2 separate regions of the Homo sapiens genome follow, and region 1 is linked to region 2. A link is a loop called in an ENCODE intact Hi-C map of the cell type or tissue named here. Cell type or tissue: PC-9. All regions are shown on one strand. Links, peaks and the distances in the headings refer to the core of each region. The heading gives the core; the rest is flanking DNA.

Region 1 (5,365 bases), core at 303-5,302, 730 kb after region 2:
CTGTACTTCGTCCTGGTTCATGTGTCAGTAAGAAAGTAAACCAGGCTGGGTGCCATGGCTCACACCTGTAATCCCAGCACTTTGGGAGGCTGAGGCAGGTGGATCACTTGAGCCCAGGAGTTCAAGACCAGCCTGGGCAACATGGTGAAACCCCATGTCTACAAAAGATAGAAAAATTAGCAGGGCATATTGGCATGCACCTGTGGTCCCACCTACTCAAGAGGCTGAGGTGGGAGGATTGCTTGAGCCTGGGAGGTCAAAGCTGCAGTGAGCCGTGATCACACCACTGCACTTCAGTGTGGGTGGGGCTTGTGTTTGGTGGTGGCTTTCTGTCTGGGGAGTTTAGCGCCTAGTATTTTCTCTTACTGCCTCACTCCAGCACACTAGGCCCAAGCCCCGGGGGCTGGCCATTTCAGAGACGCTGCCTTCACGGCTGCCAGAAAAGCTCCCTCTGGCCCTGCTGGTAGAAACTGGGGATCTGGGGTTCTAGGGAAAATGAGAAAAGGGAGAGCCTGGCCTTGGAGGCCTGGTCACTTGAGCCTCTTCTTCCTCGTCACCCCATGTCTGTGAGGAATGGGGCTGTAGGCAGCCGTCCATTCATCCAGACCTCTGTGAGCCTCTGTGATAAGCCAGGCCCTGTGCTGGATATGGAGTTAGGAAGAGATGGGGCGAAATTGTCCTTACCCAGTAAGAGCACAGAGCCTTAGACATGCGACAGTGTGATAGCGTGGGATCAGGGCTCACTACAGGAAGGGGCTTGAGGAAGAACGCAGCCAGGTCCTCTACCCGCCGAGTGCTTCTGCCATGTGGTTGATGGGCACACTGTCATGCTGGCCCGTGCAGACCAGACAAGAACCACATGCGGAGGTTGGATGTGGTTGTTGTGGGTGGCACTTGGCTTTCCTTGTGGATTTTCTCATCTCCACACTCTGCTTCTTCCCTCTTTTGATGATTATAGCTCTCCTCTGCACCCTCCAGGCTGTGAACACCCGTTCCCCGTAGCAGCTGTGTGGTGGTGATGGCCCCTTAAAGTCTGGGCATTAGCAGGACCCTGAGGGTTGGGGTGCTTTGGTGGAATGGCTCCTTCAAAGGGCTGGGGGGCCTTGCCATGCCTCTGCCACTCCGAGGCCCATGAGGTTGTGTGAGTCATGTCGCAGAGTGGCCATGTGTTGCCCTGTGCCCTGTTGCTGCCCTCTGCAGGCCTAAGCAGCGAGAGCTGGTCCATCATGAAGAACATGGCCACGGAGCTGGGCATCATCCTCATCGGCTACTTCACCCTAGTGCCCGCCATCCAGGTAAGGCCCCAAGGCCTGCCACCTGGATGAGCATGGAAGCAACTGCTGTGCTCCCCAGCTGTGCAGCCATGGGCAGGGTGCTCCCCTCTTCAGCACAGGCATCCTTGCTTCTGAGGTGGGACCTCTTTGCCTGGCAAGCAGATCACTACAGCACCCAGATGGCCCCTGGCATGCCTGGCTCAGAAGTGCTCAGCAAACCCTGGCTGGGTTCCCAGATTGAGCACCTAGCCAGGCAGACTCTGCCCTTGACCCTGTCTTCCTACCCCTCCCTGCCTGCTTCCCTTTCAGCCAAGTGGCAGGAGGAGGCTGCAAGGGCATGGCAGGAGCTGGGGACTGGCTGTGCAGTTTGTCACACCTGTTTCCCATTTTTGAGGGAGAAGCACCGTGGGGTTCCTAGACCCTTCCTCCGGTCTCCTCCCTTGGCCCTGGCCTGTGCCGCAGTCGCCAGACGCATGGCCTTGCCTGGCCTGACCAGTGGGAGGGCCACCACCCATTGCCCAGAGTGACCCTGCTCTTGGCAAAGTGCCCTCACTCAGCTGTGGGCTGTGAGCAGAGGTGGAGGTGGCCCTGCACTGAGCTGGAACCCCAGACTGATGCCAGCCATTCCAGAAGGAGTTGCAGGAAGGGGAGGATGCCATCTTTTCTCGCCCGTCTTTCCCCCAGGGCTGGCAGGCCAGCTGAGGGATGGGGGTGAGCAGAGAACAGATGGGCTGTGGGCTGCTTCTCCTGGAAAAACAGTAGTATCTGCAGGATAGGGTACAGTCTTGGGACGTTAGAGCTGAGACAACCACTGTGCCACTATCTGCACTCCATGGTCTTACCCCAGATCGGAGTAGCACTGTGGTGATGTGCTAGAGGTCTCAACACCGACATCTCAGAAAATTTTGTCTGCTGACAGAGCTTGGGGAGCAGAGAGCTCACCCTTTTTCAGTTTTAGAGAATTAATCCCTCTCTCTCTCTCTTCATTGTTCCGGGGCAGTTGCTGGCTGGGAACCTTTCTGAGAGCCCCTGAATCAGGCCTGGGCTCTAGCTGGGTTGGTGATGCATGAGCAGGGCGGGGGCTCAGTGGGGAAGGACTTTTTGGGGAGCAGGCTGGTGGGGCTTAGAGGTTTCCGGGTTGGATCAGGCCTTCAGTCCCCTCTAGAGGGACCGGAAGATTCAGGGAAGGTACTTCCCCTTCCCTTTCAGCCCTTTCTGAAGAAAGTGTGAGGGTTTCTTCTGCCCCCTGGTGGAGACGGGGTGAGCTGCTGCTGGTATGTGAGCTGAGGACCAACCAGCATCTCTCATCTCTGCTGTGCCCTGCCTGCTGCTGCCCTGCCGGTTATGAGGTGGCTGCAGTCCGGGTACTGCTCCTCTTGGGCTGGGACAGTGAGGTCACGGCACCCCCCCATCCCCATGTGCTCTGATTCCAGGAGTTCTGTCTCTTTGCTGTCGTGGGGCTGGTGTCTGACTTCTTCCTTCAGATGCTGTTTTTCACCACTGTCCTGTCCATTGACATTCGCCGGATGGAGGTAGGAGTGGGCTGAGCCCTGCCCTGCCCGCCTCCTCAGCCCTGGCTGTACTGAGGGAGTCCTGGGTGAGAAGGGTGTAGACCTCGGGCAGGACAGCGGTCCTGTGCGAGCAGCCTCTGGATGGTGGACTCAGGCCCTGACCACTGTGCCCCCAACAGCTAGCAGACCTGAACAAGCGACTGCCCCCTGAGGCCTGCCTGCCCTCAGCCAAGCCAGTGGGACAGCCAACGCGCTACGAGCGGCAGCTGGCTGTGAGGCCGTCCACACCCCACACCATCACGTTGCAGCCGTCTTCCTTCCGAAACCTGCGGCTCCCCAAGAGGCTGCGTGTTGTCTACTTCCTGGCCCGCACCCGCCTGGCACAGCGCCTCATCATGGTACCTGCCACCCCTGCCCTGCCCTGCCCTCTTCTGGAGGGCCGGTGCTCCAGGCCCCTTGTGGTGCTGCACTTGGCCTTAGAGTGGCAAAGGGTATTCCTCAGGCCCTGGTGGCCCCTGGAAGCCTGGCTCTGGGGAGTTGCCCGTTGTGTCCTCCCTGCCCAGACCCTAGTGGCTTCTGAGGAGATAAGCCTGTGGGAGAAGCAGCTCCAGGGTTCTCAGGTACAGGAGCCATCCTCTCCCCAGAGTGGCCCAGGACAGGAGCCTGTTAGTTGAGTGCTCTGGGATGGACCCACTTGTGGCCACCACATTGCCCTGGGTCGGGTTCATCGGCCGCTGCATGGTGTGCAGACACTGGAAAGTGCTGGGCAAAATCATTCACCAGCCGGGCTGGGCTGGCCTTGGGGCAGCAGTGCCTCTTCCAGGGAGCTGAACTGAGATGGGAGGAAGGCTGAGGCCCCCTGGGACTAGGACCTCTGGGGGACTCTGGAGCAGGTCAGGTTGCTGGCCCTCTGACCGTAGGAATGGTAGCAGCTTTCTGGCTCCAGCTGAGGTGGAGCTTAGGGGTGGGGACATTCTGTGTCAAACCTCAGGGTGCTTCAGTGTATTTCCAGGCCAAGAAACTCAGCCCCTAACTGTGGAAAGGCAAGCAGGCCCCTCCAGCAGCAAGTGTTGGCAGGTGTTAGCAGGAGGACTTGGAGAGGCAGGAGAAAAGGACGCAGTGGGGCCTGTGTCCTCTCTCCATCCCCAGGCCTGAGGTCCCTGTGCTGCTTCCTCTCAGCATGAGGGCTGAAGCTGCTGGGGGTTGGGGCCCATTCCTCCCACTGAGTACCCCCTGCCCCACTGCAGGCTGGCACCGTTGTCTGGATTGGCATCCTGGTATACACAGACCCAGCAGGGCTGCGCAACTACCTCGCTGCCCAGGTGACGGAACAGAGCCCATTGGGTGAGGGAGCCCTGGCTCCCATGCCCGTGCCTAGTGGCATGCTGCCCCCCAGCCACCCGGACCCTGCCTTCTCCATCTTCCCACCTGATGCCCCTAAGCTACCTGAGAACCAGACGTCGCCAGGCGAGTCACCTGAGCGTGGAGGTCCAGCAGAGGTTGTCCATGACAGCCCAGTCCCAGAGGTAACCTGGGGGCCTGAGGATGAGGAACTTTGGAGGAAATTGTCCTTCCGCCACTGGCCGACGCTCTTCAGCTATTACAACATCACACTGGCCAAGAGGTGAGCTGGGCCGTGCCAGGTGCCACCTCACTCGATGGTGTCAACTCACCATCCCCTTTCCCCAATGCAGGAGGCCCACAGGTTTGAATTATGCAAATAATTAAAACAGTTCATAAGGTTGTGAGGTGGGAACTGGTGGTTTAGGCAGCTATAACCCAAGAGAGGAGTCCCAGGTTGCTCTGAGGAGTCACTGGTGGCTGCCAGCCCTCACCAGAATGAGACCCACCCACCTGTGCCAGGAGTGGGGAGGGAGATACCCCACACGGCCACCAGGGCTGTTTGGGTGCTGGTATCTGGGACAGCAAGTTGGCTGCTAAGCTGGGCTGGGGAGGGACCTACCTCTGTCCCCAACCCCCCATGCTGGGAGAGTCTGGCCGGTGGAGCTGAGGCCTGCCTGGGGAGGAGGGAGAGGACTGGCTGGCGAGCACAGCAGGAGGAAGCCCTGGGAGGCCCCCCGCTGAGGCTGCCCACTGTCCGAATCCAGGTACATCAGCCTGCTGCCCGTCATCCCAGTCACGCTCCGCCTGAACCCGAGGGAGGCTCTGGAGGGCCGGCACCCTCAGGACGGCCGCAGTGCCTGGCCCCCACCGGGGCCCATACCTGCTGGGCACTGGGAAGCAGGACCCAAGGGCCCAGGTGGGGTGCAGGCCCATGGAGACGTCACGCTGTACAAGTAAGGCTGCTGGGTGGGGTGGGGTGGGAAAGAGTGCGGGGAGGGGGACGGGTAGGCAAGAGTAGGGGAGAGGGAGGAGGGGAGGGGACAGGCTGTGAGGTGTGTCTCACAGCAGTCCGCCCTCCCGTGCAGGGTGGCGGCGCTGGGCCTGGCCACCGGCATCGTCTTGGTGCTGCTGCTGCTCTGCCTCTACCGCGTGCTATGCCCGCGCAACTACGGGCAGCTGGGTGGTGGGCCCGGGCGGCGGAGGCGCGGGGAGCTGCCCTGCGACGACTACGGCTAT
Region 2 (5,365 bases), core at 150-5,149:
CGGTGGCTCATGCCTGTAATCCCAACACTTTGGGAGGCCGAGGCAAGTGGATCACCTGAGGTCAGGAGTTCAAGACTAGCCTGACCAACATTGTGAAACCCCGTCTCTACTAAATACAAAAAATTAGCTGGGTGTGGTGGTGCATACCTGTAATCCCAGCTACTTGGGAGGCTGAGGCAGGAGAATTGCTTGAACCTGGGAGGCGGAGGTTGCAGTGAACTGAGAATGCGCCGTTGCACTCCAGCCTGGGCAACAAGAGTGAAACTCTGTCTCAAAAAAAAAGAAATACACAAGGAAAGGAAATATTGAAAAAGCCTAAGTTGAAATTTATAAAATTACTGGCCTGCATATTTTATAAATATCAGTGTCATACATGACCAAAGAGAGGCCCAGGAACCGTTCCAGATTAAAGGAGACTCAAGAGACATGACAACTAAATGAAATGTGTGATCTTGGATGGGATCCTGGACCAAACCGAAAAAGAGTACTATAAAGGACATTTTTGGAACATTTGACTACATTGAAATATGAACTTTAATTAGGTAAAATTATTATTATTATTATTATTTTGAGACACAGACTCGCTCTGTTGGCCAGGCTGGACTGCAGTGGCACGATCTTGGCTCACTGCAACCTCCGCCTCCTGTGCTCAAGCCATTCTCCTCCCTCAGCCCCCTGAGTAGCTGGGACTACAGGTACCCGCCACCACACCCAGCTAATTTTTAAATTTTTAGTAGAGATGGGGGTTTCACCATCTTGGTCAGGCTGGTCTCGAACTCCTGACCTCGTGATCCACCCACCTCGGCCTCCCAAAGTGCTGGGATTACAGGCATGAGCTACTGTGACCCACCAGGTAAAATTAGTAACTCAGTGTTAAGTTTCCTGAATTTGATAATTATACTGCAGTTATGTATGAGAACATCCTTGTTCTAAGGAAATAATACACTGAAATATTACAGGTTAAGTGTGTGTGTGTGTGTGTGTGTAAGAGAGAGAAGTAGACAGAGTCAAAGGGAAGAAAGCAAATGCAGCAAAATTTGAAAACGTTAAAATGTATGACTCTTGGCAAAGGGCATAAGGGAATTCTTTGTACTATTCTTGCAACTTTTCTGTAAGCTTTAAATTATTTCAAAAGAAAACATTTTAAAAGGGGGCTGGGCCGGGTGCAGTGGCTCATGCCTGTAATCCCAGCACTTTGGGAGGCCAGCGTGGGTGGATCACTTGAGGCCACGAGTTTGAGACCAGCCTGGGCAACATAGAAAGACGTCTTCTCTATAAAAATAAAAATTGAAATAAGTAAATTAAATAAAAAAGAGGGGCTGTCATGCTGAGCTCCTATGTGGACGGGGGGATCTGGGCAGTGACTGTCCCGATGCCTGAGTGGTCAAGTGTTGAATGTGAGGAGTGCTCCAGAGAAATATCCAGGCTGGTGACAGCAAGTTGTCACACGTATCCAAGTGGCAGTTCTACCAATGTAGAAGACAGGGAAGCAGAGAGAGAGGTTAGAGGCAGGATGCCAGGAAGCCAGGCAGGGAGGGGTAGGGAGCAGCCACAAGGAGGTCTCAGTGATAGGGTTAAGCTCGGCTGCCTGTGGTGGGACATATGTCACTGGTGACCTTGGGACACAAAGCCTGCCCACGCTAGGGTAGGGTAGGGGAAGGACAGGGAGGCGAGGCAGAAACAGCAGCAGGGGAAGACTGGGTGGCATTGGGCATGGCATTGGGCGTGCTCAGCCTCTGTGTGACTGTGACCTGGCAGCTGGGATGGGGGTGGATTACCTAGATGATTCTAAGACCTTAAGATCTTGGTCATTCTGATTTCTAAGCAATGACTCCTGGAAGTTGTGCAAAGCCCAGTCCAGAGTTCCTGCTTGCACGCTCCCAGAACAGAGGAGGCAGAGTCCCTTCCAGTGCTGGCCAGAGCAGGACAGCTCTTCCGCAGGCAAAGTCAAATCCGCACCTCCATACTGTGGCTACTTTGTATATGTTGATTCATTTTCCATTTATGTTTTCTGTTTAGTTTTTCAATATGGATGTCTTTCTTCAATATGAAGTATTTCAGACATACCCACTGTCTGGGAGTACCCACCGTCAAGGGTAAATAAAAACTTCCACCGATAGGCTTTCTTTGCCCTCTTGTTTCACTCTGCTGCCAGGCTGCCACGGGGCTTGGGGCTGTGACCACTGCAATGGCCATAGGAAGACATCAGGTGGCAGTGGTGCCCCAGGTTTGTCTCCTCAGGTATCTCGGCCTTCTAGCTCCTCTCCTCCAGAGCCAGTCAGTAACTGGGAGGAGCTGGGGGCTCTCCAGGAGCTTCCCACCCCTTCCCCTGCCCTGGCTTCCAGCTGCATTTAATGGCACTTTGCCTGCTCTGAGTACAGGAAAAGCTGTGGCTGTTCCTTGTCCAAGCCGCAGTTCCCAATGGCCTAGTTCAAGCATGTGTTTCATGCACCACAGTGCAAGGGCTCCCAAAGGGGAAAAAAGGGAAGAGGGCTGGTTTGGATTATTAGCATTTTGTATTTTTAATAAATGCATCAATGTGGTCATCATGGAAAAATGTCCGATCTTTGTGGGGTTTATTTACACTTCCTTCCTAGTTTACTTTGGGTGACGCAGGGTGGATCATAGGCCTTAACCTTCTAAAGCACAGCCTCTTTCCCCTGGCGGCTTCCTAGACTCTGATGAAGAAATAAGGCCTACTTTCTGATTCCGGTCTGCCCCTGACCAGTGGTGTGACACTGAGCAGAACACTTCACTTCTCTGGACCAGAGGTCTCAAGTATAAAGGATGAGCTTGGGCAACCTCCCCATCCTCCCCCAAGGACTCCTCACTATTCCTGTTCTTTGGGACCTCCTTACCTTTGCTGACACCTGCAGGGAATGCCTTTCTTTTTCCACAGAACTCTTTTTTCTTTTTTGGAGACAGAGTCTCACTCTTGTTGCCCAGGCTGGAGTGCAGTAGCAGGATCTCGGCTCACCACAACCTCCGCCTCCCAGGTTCAAGCGATGCTCCTGCCTCAGCCTCCTGAGTAGCTGGGATTATAGGCACCTGCCACCACTCCTGGCTAATTTTTGTATTTTTCGTAGAGACAGGGGTTTCACCATGTTGTCCAGGCTGGTCTCAAACTCCTGACCTCAGGTGATCCGCCTGCCTCAGCCTCCCAAAGTGCTGGGATTACAGGCATGAGCCACTGCTCCCAGCCTTCCACAGACTTATTCTTTTTAGGAGGGTTGGGGATGGGGAATAGGGTTTCGCTCTGAGTAGCTGGGACTATAGATGCACACCATCACACCCAGCTAATGTTTTTTTAAAATTTTTTTTGTAGAGACAAAGATCTCCCTATGTTGCCCAGACAGGTCTCAATCTCCTGGCCTCAAGTGATCCTCCCACCTCAGCCTCCCAAAGTGCCGAGATTATAGGAATGAGCCAATGCATCTGCCCTCTGATTCATTCTTGTAAACATAAATAATATAATTGTCCGGCTGGGTGCAGTGGCTCACACCTGTAATCCCGGCACTTTGGGAGGCCTAGGTGAATGGATCGCTTGAGCTCAGGAGTTCAAGACCAGCCTAGGCAACATGGCGAAAACCTGTCTCTACAAAAAAATACAAAAAATTAGCCAGGTGTGGTGGTGTGTGCCTGTAGTCCCAGTTACTCCAGAGGCTGAGGTGAGAGGATTGCTTGAGTCTGGGAGGTGGAGGTGGCAGAGAGCCGAGATTGTGCCACTGTACTACAACCTGGGTGACAGAGTGAGACCCAGTCTCGAAAATAAAAATAAAAATAAAAATAAATAAATAGGCCGGGTGCGGTGGCTCATGCCTATAATCCCAGCACTTGGGAGACCTGAGGTCAGGAGTTCGACACCAGCCTGGCCAACATAGCGAAACCCTGTCACCACTAAAAATACAAAAATTTAGCAGGGCATGCTGGCAGGTGCCTATAATCCCAGCTACTTGGGAGGCTGAGAAGGAGAATCACTTGACCCAGGAGGCGGAGGTTGCAGTGAGCGGAGTTCGCACCACGGCACTCCAGCCTAGGCAACAGAGCAAGACTCCATCTCAAAAATAAAAATAAAAATAGACCGGACGTGGTGGCTCATGCCTGTAATCCTAGCACTTTAGGAGGCCGAGGTGGGCGGATCGCCTGAGGTCAGGAGTTCGAGACCAGCCTCGCCAACATGGCAAAACCCTGTCTCCACTAAAAATACAAAAATTTAGCCAGGCGTGATGGCAGGCGCCTGTAATCCCAGCTACTCGGGAGGCTGAGGTAGGAGAATTGCTTGAACCTGGGAGGGGCAGGTTGCAGTGAGCTGAGATTGCGCCATTGCACTCCAGCCTGGGCGACAAGAGCAACACTTTGTCTCAAAAAACAAAACAAAACAAAAAAAGCCTGGCCAACACAACGAAACCCTTTCTCTACTAAAAATACAAAAACTAGCCAGGCGTGGTGGCAGGGGCCTGTAATCCCAGCTACTTGGAAGGCTGAGGCAGGAGAATCACTTGAACCTGGGAAGCAGAGGTTGCAGTGAGCTGAGATCGCGCCACTGCACTCCAGCTTGGGCGACAGAGTGAGATTCCGTATGGAAAAAAGGAATGTAAAACTCGATGGGATAAACTACAGTTTAGAATTAGATCCAACTGGGCCAGGCACGGTGGCTCACACCTGTAATCCTAGCACTTTGGGAGGCCGAGACGGGCGGATCACCTGAGGTCGGGAGTTTGAGACCAACCTGACCAACATGGAGAATCCCTGTCTCTACTAAAAATACAAAAATTAGCCGGGTTTGGTGGCACGTGCCTGTAATCCCAGCTACTCAGGAGGCTGAGGCAGGAGAATTGCTTGAACCTGGGAGGCAGAGGTTGTGGTGAGCCAAGATCACACCACTGCACTCCAGCCTGGGCAACAGGAGTGAAACTCCATCTCAAAAAAAAAAAAAAAAAAAAAAAGAATTATTAAATCCAACTGGAGAGAGAGCTAATATGCTGGAGAAATGTGGTGTTAGAAGATTATTTGGAATGGAATGAGATACATACTTATGACACTTAGGAAACCATGAAATAGGTGGAAAGAGACAGAACATCCTGAGAAAATCTAACTATATCAAATTTGAGTCCCAGAAGGAAAGAAAAGAAAGAATAGGAGAAAGGCAATTTTTGTTTTTGTTTTTGTTTTTCTGAGACGGAGTCTCACTCTATTGCCCAGGCTGGAGTGCAGTGGCACGGTCTTGGCTCACTACAACCTCCACCTCCAGGGTTCAAGCCATTCTCCTGCCTCAGCCTCCCAAGTAGCTGGGATTACAGGCACGTGCCACCAAACCCGGCTAATTTTTGTATTTTTAGTAGAGACAGGGTTTTACCTTGTTGGC

What was found. Hi-C counts contacts between places; a loop is a spot of excess contacts. Peaks named below come from ENCODE experiments on the same cell type or tissue, not always from the same donor. Only the 100,000 strongest peaks of a DNase experiment are listed, where the experiment ranks them.
Region 1: it touches region 2 in a loop (6-fold over the local background); 3 of 110 quality-filtered maps call a loop at or near these places.

Annotation. Positions count from the first base shown.
Region 1 is chr3:47,418,372-47,423,736 of GRCh38, reverse strand. SCAP (SREBF chaperone) reads left to right here. Exons shown (of 23, transcript NM_012235.4): 10 at 1,201-1,295; 11 at 2,708-2,806; 12 at 2,965-3,183; 13 at 4,033-4,409; 14 at 4,894-5,082; 15 at 5,215-5,365. Among named protein-coding and RNA genes, the nearest start is that of PTPN23-DT, 40 kb to the right of the region's middle. RefSeq lists an enhancer at 2,176-2,225. In PC-9, for the core only: CTCF peaks have their summits at 1,197 (motif pointing left), 2,320 and 2,524 (motif pointing left); a DNase peak (open chromatin) is centred at 2,526.
Region 2 is chr3:48,148,537-48,153,901 of GRCh38, reverse strand. No RefSeq gene overlaps it. Among named protein-coding and RNA genes, the nearest start is that of CDC25A, 37 kb to the left of the region's middle. In PC-9, for the core only: CTCF peaks have their summits at 2,078 and 2,207 (motif pointing right); a DNase peak (open chromatin) is centred at 2,221.